2 separate regions of the Homo sapiens genome follow, and region 2 is linked to region 1. The links are chromatin contacts, found by Hi-C or POLR2A ChIA-PET in ENCODE. All regions are on one chromosome and are shown on one strand. The core of a region is the stretch at or near the end of the contact, and the rest is flanking DNA. Distances in the headings are between cores, read along the strand shown.

What was found. A loop is a pair of places that touch in the nucleus more often than their neighbours do. ChIA-PET counts read pairs that join two places held with the same protein, here RNA polymerase II (POLR2A). Pooled maps may share reads with other maps.
Region 2: a pooled map shows a loop between it and region 1 (2.0-fold over the local background). The contact joins two enhancer-like sites. A Hi-C loop is called at or near these places in 2 of 50 pooled maps. POLR2A ChIA-PET finds 5 or more read pairs at or near these places in 2 of 52 experiments (HepG2 and activated CD4-positive, alpha-beta memory T cell).

The regions. Positions count from the first base shown.
Region 1 is chr13:31,928,131-31,932,684 of GRCh38, forward strand. It overlaps the pseudogene EEF1DP3. Among named protein-coding and RNA genes, the nearest start is that of FRY-AS1, 100 kb to the right of the region's middle. Within about 2 kb of position 2,986, at least 2 of the 41 ENCODE cell types and tissues checked have a DNase peak (open chromatin) inside an H3K27ac peak, as active enhancers do.
Region 2 is chr13:32,163,803-32,168,456 of GRCh38, forward strand. All of the region lies in intron 17 of FRY (FRY microtubule binding protein), which reads left to right. Among named protein-coding and RNA genes, the nearest start is that of FRY, 130 kb to the left of the region's middle. RefSeq lists an enhancer at 1,457-2,656. Within about 2 kb of position 2,174, at least 5 of the 41 ENCODE cell types and tissues checked have a DNase peak (open chromatin) inside an H3K27ac peak, as active enhancers do.

The sequences.
Region 1 (4,554 bases), core at 1,736-4,235:
ATTCCATGCAGCTCACAAAAATTCAGAGTGAACCAATGATTATTAAGGGCCAGCTCTGTGTGAAGCCCTGTGCCCAGGGACTTTCACAAGAATTATTTTGTTTACTCCTCCCTAACCGCTTCCTGTATAGTTGATGTTATCACTCTTTTTTTTTTTTTTTTTTTTTTTTTTTTTTTTTTTTTTGAGTTGGAGTCTCGCTCTTTCGCCCAGGACAGAGTGCAGTGGCGCGATCTCGGCTCACTGCAAGCTCTGCCTCCCGGCTTCATGCCATTCTCCCGCCTCAGCCTCCTGAGCAGCTGGGACTACAGGCACCCGCCACCACACCCGGCTAATTTTTTTTGTACTTTTAGTAGAGACGGGGTTTCACTGTGTTAGCCAGGATGGTCTCGATCTCCTGACCTCGTGATCCGCCTGCCTCGGCCTCCCAAAGTGCTGGGATTACAGGCATGAGCCACCGCGCATGGCCAATGTTATCACTCTTACTTTAAAGATGAAAACAAAGAAGCTCAGAGAGGTTAAGTAACTTACCCTAGATTACACAGCTAATAAATGTCAGAATCTGGAATTAAACCCAGATCTTCTGATTTCAAGGTATATATTCTTTCCTCTGCCTGATAGACAAAAGCAATTTAATACTAGACGGTAAATGTTTTAAGGTTTAAGATAATGCCTTGTTTACTTTCATGCAGTGTGATGCCAGCTGTTTCCCAGAAGATTAAAATACGCTTTGCAGCTTATTATCTCTTATTAATTTTCATTTTTATCACAGTATTACATAGACATTCTTTGAGAGGCCAAATAACAACTCTATAAGACCTTTAAAAAGTAGCCATTCCTTGACTCACCATACATAGTGAATTTTTTGTTCCAGGGCTATTCTGTGTAGTTTGATTTACTATTAGAAAGTAAAAGGGTAGGGAATAAGAAATTGCTTTTACTTAACAAGTATTAAGTCCCAAGGCAATTTGAGCTGCACTTTCTGCAGGATATCTTATTTAATCTTAAAAACAACTCTGAGGCATCTGACTAACCTATTGTGGGATTCCAGCAATAGGGACTCCCTGGGCTGTTTCTTCCTCACAGGGCTGACTCCCATGTAAAAATGCAGCTGCTTTTCAGTTCTTCCTTCTAGTCATACCATAAATTGATTTGTTACTGATTAGACAAAAATGATGCTAAAACACATCGGCACCCAGCAATTTATCTTACAAAGTCTGGGTATATTCATTTCTACTCTTTTCCTCCTGAAAACTGATGTACATTTTATAGCTTTATTTTAATTTTCTATAGCTTTTAAATTTTGTAGCGTTTTAGAAGCTATATAAGTAGTACATAATCTTAAGTAAATGTTCTTAATTTGGCTTCTAAAGTATTGCATTTTATCCTGCCTGCAGAATGGCACATAAATAACCCTTTGAACTTGAGAGCAGACAGTACAGTCAGCTGCATTTACGAAATTCAGTACAAACAAGGAATCACTTGTTGGCACAAATTATGTTCACTAATTTTTTACTTATATTCATTTCTCTATTTAAACTATTCATGAAACACATGGTAGAAATTTCATCTCTCTTCCTTTCCATCCCCCACCCATTTCTTAGTCAAGGTATTCTCTGTCTGTTCTTTATGGTAGCCAGACAATTAATTTGGCCAGATAGCATTATTGTCCTTTGTTCATTCAATTATAAATTCCTAGAGCTCAGAAACTCTGCCCAGTTTTTTATTCCTACCTCCCAACCTTGGAGTTATATTTCTGATACATGAAAGAGCCCAGTAGCAACTGCCCAGCCTTAGTGGATATCCTGCTTGTACTTCCATGTGCCCTGGTTGTGTGTTAGGGGCAAGCGCTCATAGAAGGGAAATGGGGTTCACAGGGAGGCACAATTCACTGTGGCACACAGTAGAGCCTTGGCTCCCACAATTCCACCTGCCTGCTTGCCCTCTTCCTCTTGCTGTAATTAAAGCCTGTCCCTTCCTCAATCCTGCCTTTTGCCTTGGAATGGGCCTGTTGTCATTGTCCAAATCTATTTTTATCATCTAGACTCTAGAAATGTCAGTTGAATGAAATGGTACTGGAATCTGCTTCCCTTTCTTCCCCTTTTTTGTATAATTAACAAGAAGAACAATTACTTCTTCATTATTTTGTTTTTGCACTCTCTCATTTTGAAAGATAACCAAAGCAGTTGTTGAGAGTCACAAGCCATTTGTGCATCATGAAAATCAGCCTTACAAGGTTAGGGTCAAGTATTCCAGCCTTATCTTTCCATATCAGCCTTTTACCTGAATATTTCATTTGGTCCTGAACTCTTACTATTTTTCTTTCTCTAAACTTCCTTTCTTCTGCTGATATCAACTAGTTAGGTATTTGTGTTTGGTTAAGTGCATGAAAATATAACTTCTAAAGTCCCAGATTGTTTTTAGAGCTTGCGAGGGGTCAGAAGACACAATTCTCCTTGTATCCAGCTTACTCTTAGCCCTGGGTGCCTTCTGCAAGAATGCACATGCACCTGGCAAGGCATAGGCAGCCCCAGCAACTCAGGAGGATGTGGCTCCAGTTCCACAGTCTAACAGACATTTACTGAGCATTTATTGTATGCCAGGCACTACATATACAAAGATGAAGAAGAAAAGAGTTACATCCCAGCAAGGGAGACTGACATGGAAGCAGATAATTAAAAAATAGTGGCAGATAGTTGTATAGAGTGAGGTAGGAGCACAGAATGGCAACGGACTCAGCTGCAGAGAGCCAAAATGGTTTCTTAATGGAGCTTGAGAAATTGGGAGGGGATTATGCAGTGCAGAAAGTGAGGGAAGGGAATTAAGGAGTGAGCAGAGTGTTAGCAAAGGATTCCAGGAGGAGGTGGCAACGTGAACTCAGGCACAGACTGAGAAACAACTGGGGGTGGGCAGTGTTTGGGTATTAACTGCATGCAATTGAGTTGCTGAACAGAGATGACTGTAAAAAGGTAAACTGGCAGTCACAGAGGAAATGCTTAGTCATACCAAGATATGGAAATAGAGCTAACATTGCATTTGTACCTGTAGCCCATAGGGAGCCTTAGAAACAATTTAAACTGGAGCATGAACTCACCACTTGCCTTTTAGATGGAGCCATTTGGCACCAAATTTAGGATATATTTGGGAGGGAGAGCACTAGAGGCAGAGAGGAAGCTGTTGCAGAATCCTGGCAAGGTTATTGGAGACCTGCATTAGGACAAGGGTGGTAGGAATAGAGGAAGTCCTGAATTCTAGGAGGTAAAATTGGCAGCACCTAGTTAGCAGTAATTGCGTATAGTGGTGATGAGAGGGAGAAATTTAGAAGGATTTCCCAAGTTAGAAACTTGTTTGGCCACGAAAATGCAGGACAGGGAGCAGTTTAGAGATCATGATGATTTCAATCCTGGTTATGTTGAGTTTTGGATGATCCTGAGTATCCAGATGGAAATGTCAGGGAGTTGGATGTAGGAGCCCAAATTTGAGGCAGTAAAGTAGATTTGAGAATTATATATATATTTGAGGAACTCACAGCCAGTACTTGTGAATGGAGACCCAGAGGTTGATTAAATTTATCCATCAATTAACAATACCTGTTTAAAAATCCAAAGCTGCTTAGACATGGATATAGATATAGATATACACACACGTGTATGTATGTGTGTTTATGTGTGTGTGTGTGTGTACTGTTCCCTCCTCCACTAGGGATCAGTATAATAAGTATTTTGTGAAACATTGCATCAGAAGGGGCGTTTGCAAGGAATGTAGACAAAACATAAACCAAAAATCACACACCTCCTCCGAAAAACGAGTGGTTCATGTAGAAAATTACAGCTTTGGATTCATGTCAAGGAAGAGTGTTTGACAGCTACAGGATATGAAAAAAAAAAGATTCAGATGACTGACTTGTTTGGTCTGAGGAAAGAAAGAATGTTCACAAGAAGTCAGCGCCCCTTGTATCTTCTGGTATCTAATGAAGTCACTTTAATATACCCCTGCCCCACAACTCTAACAGCGTTGTTAGTGTGTTTGCCCAGCTGTTTTCTTCCCCCTAGGAAGTACGAAACTGTACAGTATATTGCTTCTTTTTAGAGCTGGGCATTCACTAAAGTCTTTTTGATATTTTAAAGTAGAAGTTAAATTGTAGAGATTTTCCAATTTATGTATTTATTTTGAGACAGGGTCTCACTCTGTTGCCCAGGCTGGAGTACAGTGGCGCGATCATAGCTCACTGAAGCCTCGACCAGTGGTGCTCAACGGATCCTCCTACCTCAGCCTCCTGGGCAGCTGGAACCACAGGCATGCACTGCGATGCCTGGCTGATTTTTTATTTGTAGAAACGGGGTCTTACCATCTTGTCCAGGCTGGTCTCAAACTCCTGGACTCAAGCTATTCTATTCTCCCATCTTGGCCTCCGAAAGTGTTGGGATTACAGGCATGAGCCACCACTCCCAGCATATTGTAGATATTTTCTAGAGAAAAGAAGCTTCATATGTATATCTGTATAGTGTGATGTGTGTGTATGTGTGTGTATGTGTGTTACCCTCCAAATAATACATG
Region 2 (4,654 bases), core at 924-3,423, 230 kb after region 1:
GCTAGTGCTATTTATAGTGCGTCCTGTTTATTATAAGTTACATTCTTACCAAGCCCAAAGCAATGGATGCTGTTTTTTGTTTTTTCTTTTTTCTTTTTTTTCTGAGGGAACAGAACAAATAAATATTCCTGAGAGTCTAAGTCTTAGGGAGAAATCAAGGAAATGACTGGACTTATATGGGAAACCCATGAAGGGACCTTTTTAATAAGCTTCAAAAGAAGCCAGAGGCTGTTCTCCTCAGGGGGAAGGATAACTAGAGTAAGCGACCTGCACATAGAGTCCTATTAACCTGTGAGAAAATGACCCTCTTCAGATCTCCTTGAGAGGGTCAGAGGACAAAAGTGAAGTAATTCAATAGCAATAAATGTGGGTTTCAAGTGCCACACAAGAAGTCTTCAGTTACTTTATACCCCCACAGTCCAGTTGCCTTCGGATTCAATTGACCTGAGATAATATATGGTCTAGTCAGAGAGGAGTGAGACCTGTTATTTCTGACACTTCACAGTCTCATCCGTGGTACACTTTTTATTTAAAACCTTGTTTTTTTTCATAATTGGTAAAATAAGGGCAGTGTTCATGCAGGTTGTCCATCCCTCCCAGCTCAGTTCCCTGTAAGGAGTTTCAACTGTGTGTCCCACACAGCTGCTCCCAGGCCCTTCCTGCACTTTGAGTAATGGCTGAATACCACAGACACTTACACCTCAGACACATATTAGTATGTTGCACATGACAACAGTGTATACAACGAAGCTGGAAAACTGCCTTCTTCAAGCTACTAGATTTTTGACTTTACATGTATTGCTCAGCCAGCTCATAATATGGCCAAGTGTGAGAACCTTTCCATGTGGCTCCATGGAAGCTTCACAGGCCCTCCTGACATTGTGGTGAGATCCATGGGGGTGCTTCCTTCCCATTCTCTGCAGAGCCTGGCCTGCTCAGCTGTCTGGATCCCTGAGGATTCTCCAGATAGAAAGGGCAGCTGTCTCCCCTTGGCAGCCGCCATCTTTTTCTCTCGTTCTCCTCTCCTAGATAGTTCCTGCTCTGTCATTTGACCACAAGAGGGAGCTTTCACTAGGAGTCCACAGGCTCCTTTCCTTGTCACTTCCTGCAGTGCTTTGCATGCACCAAGGGCTTGCTGTTGAGTATTCACCCTCCTCTTTCAAAGCTCTCAGCAAATGTTAGTTTATTATTTTTAGATATCTTCACATTCAAAGAACATACACCGTGCTATACAATGCATTTCATATACATTATGTTAGGTAAGCTGGGCACATGTTCATTCTTATTTTTAGATAAGGACATTGAATTTCAGAAGGGTAAATCTGATTGCCCAAATTTATAGAATTTTCCAAATGTCATTGGTTTTATGCAAAATAATAAACACGTTTTATGTGGTGTTTCCTTATTATTTGTAGAAACTTCTAAGATAATGCATACACAGATTCCACAGTCTTCTAGGGTATCTAAAAATCATTAAACATTTATTCTGCTTTCCCTTTTCCACATATGCCTGTGTTGTGGAAAGTGGTTAGTTGTTTGGAGTAGCTGAAAGAGAACTTGTCTCAATTGTATATATTGCCTCAATAATTCACTTAGTCATATTTCTGTATTTTAATTGAGATATAGTTCGAACCACTGTAGATAGATGGGGGTTCATTCTTTAATAGCCTCCAAGGAGAAATTTCCACCCCTTCTGGTGAACTACCCTGGTGGTGAACAGTCCACCTCTCTCAAGCTCCTTCTTTTGGAAATCCTTGTCTGCTGGGCTTCACTTTCAGTGTTTCTTCCTCCACGGCCCTTGTTGACATTGTGGGGCACTTCTTTCTAATAAGCTTTTGCTTATCTTGCCTAGTTCAAAGGAGGATGTTTCTCCTAATTTATCTTTTCTTCTGGATATGGTTTGTGAATTTGAAATCACCCCTTTTCTTTCATGTATCTCTGTACAAGAACATTATTAAAAGCTACTAAGCTGATTCCATCAGAATCTGAAGCTTACCTTACACAAGTGTTTTCCATTAAAAGTCATATTTCTGATCTGACCAACAAAGAAGGCAGCTTTGTCCAAGTTCTATTTCCTCATTTTATGACATGTCCTGACTTGTTCAGTAGCACCCTTGTCTGAGCAGCACGTGCCCTTGTGATCACACCACTCACTTGTTCTCCATCACCGCAGACAGGGCCCAGGACCATTGGCAGTGGCACACGTGGCCTGTGCAGAATACAGCTATGCATTCGCTTTCTGACGTGAGCAGTGAGAATCATGCCAGGCCTGCTTAGTGCTCCTGATCCCAGCTGCCTGGGAGGGGCAGCTGCAACTGGTATTGGCAACACTGGTTTCTTTTATTTTAGGCTTCTGAGAGCCAAATCAGCTTTTCAGAAATTTAGCCTTAGTTCCCCAAGCTAGCCAGACATCTTCTCAAGTTGCTTTCTCTTAAAGTCTTTCTGTTCCCTCTTAATTGTTGCCACCAAACTCTCTCAAAGGACAGTTTTTAAAATTATAACTGCGTCTGTTTAATTTGCAGCTGAGACCTGTTCTTTCTTTCCTGGTCTAGTTTCTCTATGAAGATGGCCCAGCTGGGGGAACTGCTGTCCCCCACCCTCATCCTTGCTAGAGAAGGAGATCTAATAGGATTTGTAAATCTGTAGGCCAGCTCTACGCTACTTTCCTGAGTAGTCAGAATGGCTGGACATCTTTCTCATTTAACTCCAAGGCTTCCTTTCCCTTTTAGATAGCTATTTTTTTCCCGCTTTATAATGTAAAATCCCATGTGTTTCACAAGATCTTGATTATCTGGTCAAAATCTAACAAAAGTAAAAATGAGGAAGAACTGAGTGGAAGAGATGGCAACTGTATCTGACAGGCAGCCCTCTGCTTATATGCTTCGAGGGACAGACACAGGGAGGGAGCTTTGTCCTCTTCACAGCTTCTTCCCCTTACCCCTCACCTACTACCCACAGACTCGTCTTGATAGGTGATTTCCATTCAGTCTCAGTTCTGTGGCAGCTGGGCCTTTTTCTTCTACAAACATTCCACTTTTATAACCAGCTGAGCCTTCTATCCCAGAAGCCCTTTCCCCTCCCTGGTCTTCTTCCTCCAGGAATATTTTTGAGCCTTTCAGTGGTAGAGCATGTAAACACTGTCATTTTAAGAGACATGGCCACCAAGAATAGCAAGGACTACACTGCCCTGGGGCTCCAAGAGTCCTGAAAATGATCCTGCATTGTGGGTTTGAAGTTAAAACAGATTCTAGATTGCAAATTGTGCGTGAGAGCAAAGTTAGATGACGAGTAGAATCAATCTCATTTGGAAAGCTGAAAGTATTGGCCCTTACTTAAAGGCTTCATGAAAATAGACCATGACATGGCTTTCGTCCTTGGTGCTTGTCTGGTTTCATGATTATATTGGTTTGCTAGGGCTGCTGTAACAAAGTGTCACAAAATGAGTGGCCTAAACACCAAAAATTTATTCTCTCACACTTCTGGAGGCTAGAGGTCCAAGATCAAGGTGTCAGCAGGGTTGTGTCCTGCTCAAGACTATGAGAGAGAATCTGCTCCAAGCCTCTCACATGGCTTCTGGTAGTTTGCTGGCACTCTGGCATCCCTTGGCTTGTAGAAGCATCACCCTGATGTCTGCCTTTATCTTCATATGGCATTATCCACGTGTGTTGTCTGTCTACAAAAGTGCCCTTCTTATAAGGACACCAGTCATATTGGATTAGGGGCCCACAACCTCTCCTTAATTTAGCTAATTACATCTGCAATGACCTCATTTCCAAATAAGGTCACATTCTGAGGTACTGGGAGTTAGGACTTAAACATATGAATTTTGTGGGAGACACAAAATTATGAACACTGTCATTACTATCAGTTAACATTTATGTAGTGTCTGCAATTCCTGGTTACTAAACTATTACCTGTCCTAAAAACGGTGGCTTGTTATCTGTGGAAGCTTATTTTCTAAGACCTTCAGGTCCATAGACAGGTATAAATATAGTAAATTAGAATAATAAACATAAGATGGGGAAATGACTTCAAGTGCTTTTCATAAACTAGTGTTTTCAAACCATGGACTGCAGAGATGACTCAGCTGCTTGGCGAGTGAAGGAGTGTTTTCTCCCCAGATGGGTGGGCTTCAGGCCTTTTACCCCAGCTTTAACCAGAGTGGCTCAGGCTTTATGTATCTATATATTGCAGTTTGTATTAGAGTTCTCCAGAGAGAAACAGAAACAATAAGATGTATATAGAGAGAAAGAGATTTATTGTAAGGAATTGGCTCATGTAGTTATGGAGACTGGCAGGTCCAAAACCTTCATGGGGGGCCAGCAAGCTGGAGATGCAGGAGAGCCAGTGCTGCCATTCTTGTCTGAAGGCCGGCATGCTAGAGATTCAGAAGAGCCAAGTTTCCAGTTTGAATCCAAACACAGTCTGCTGTAGAACCAGGAAGAACCAGTGTTGCAGATGAAGTCTAAAGGCTGTTGAATTCTCTCTTGCTCAGGGGAGTCCAATCTTTTGTTCTAGTCAGTCCTGCAGCTGGTCAAATGAGGCCCACCCACATGAGGGAGGGAAAACTGCTTTCCTCAAAGTCCACTGATTTAAATGTTAATCTCATCCACAAACATCCAGAATAATGTCAGTCAAATATCTGGGCACTGAG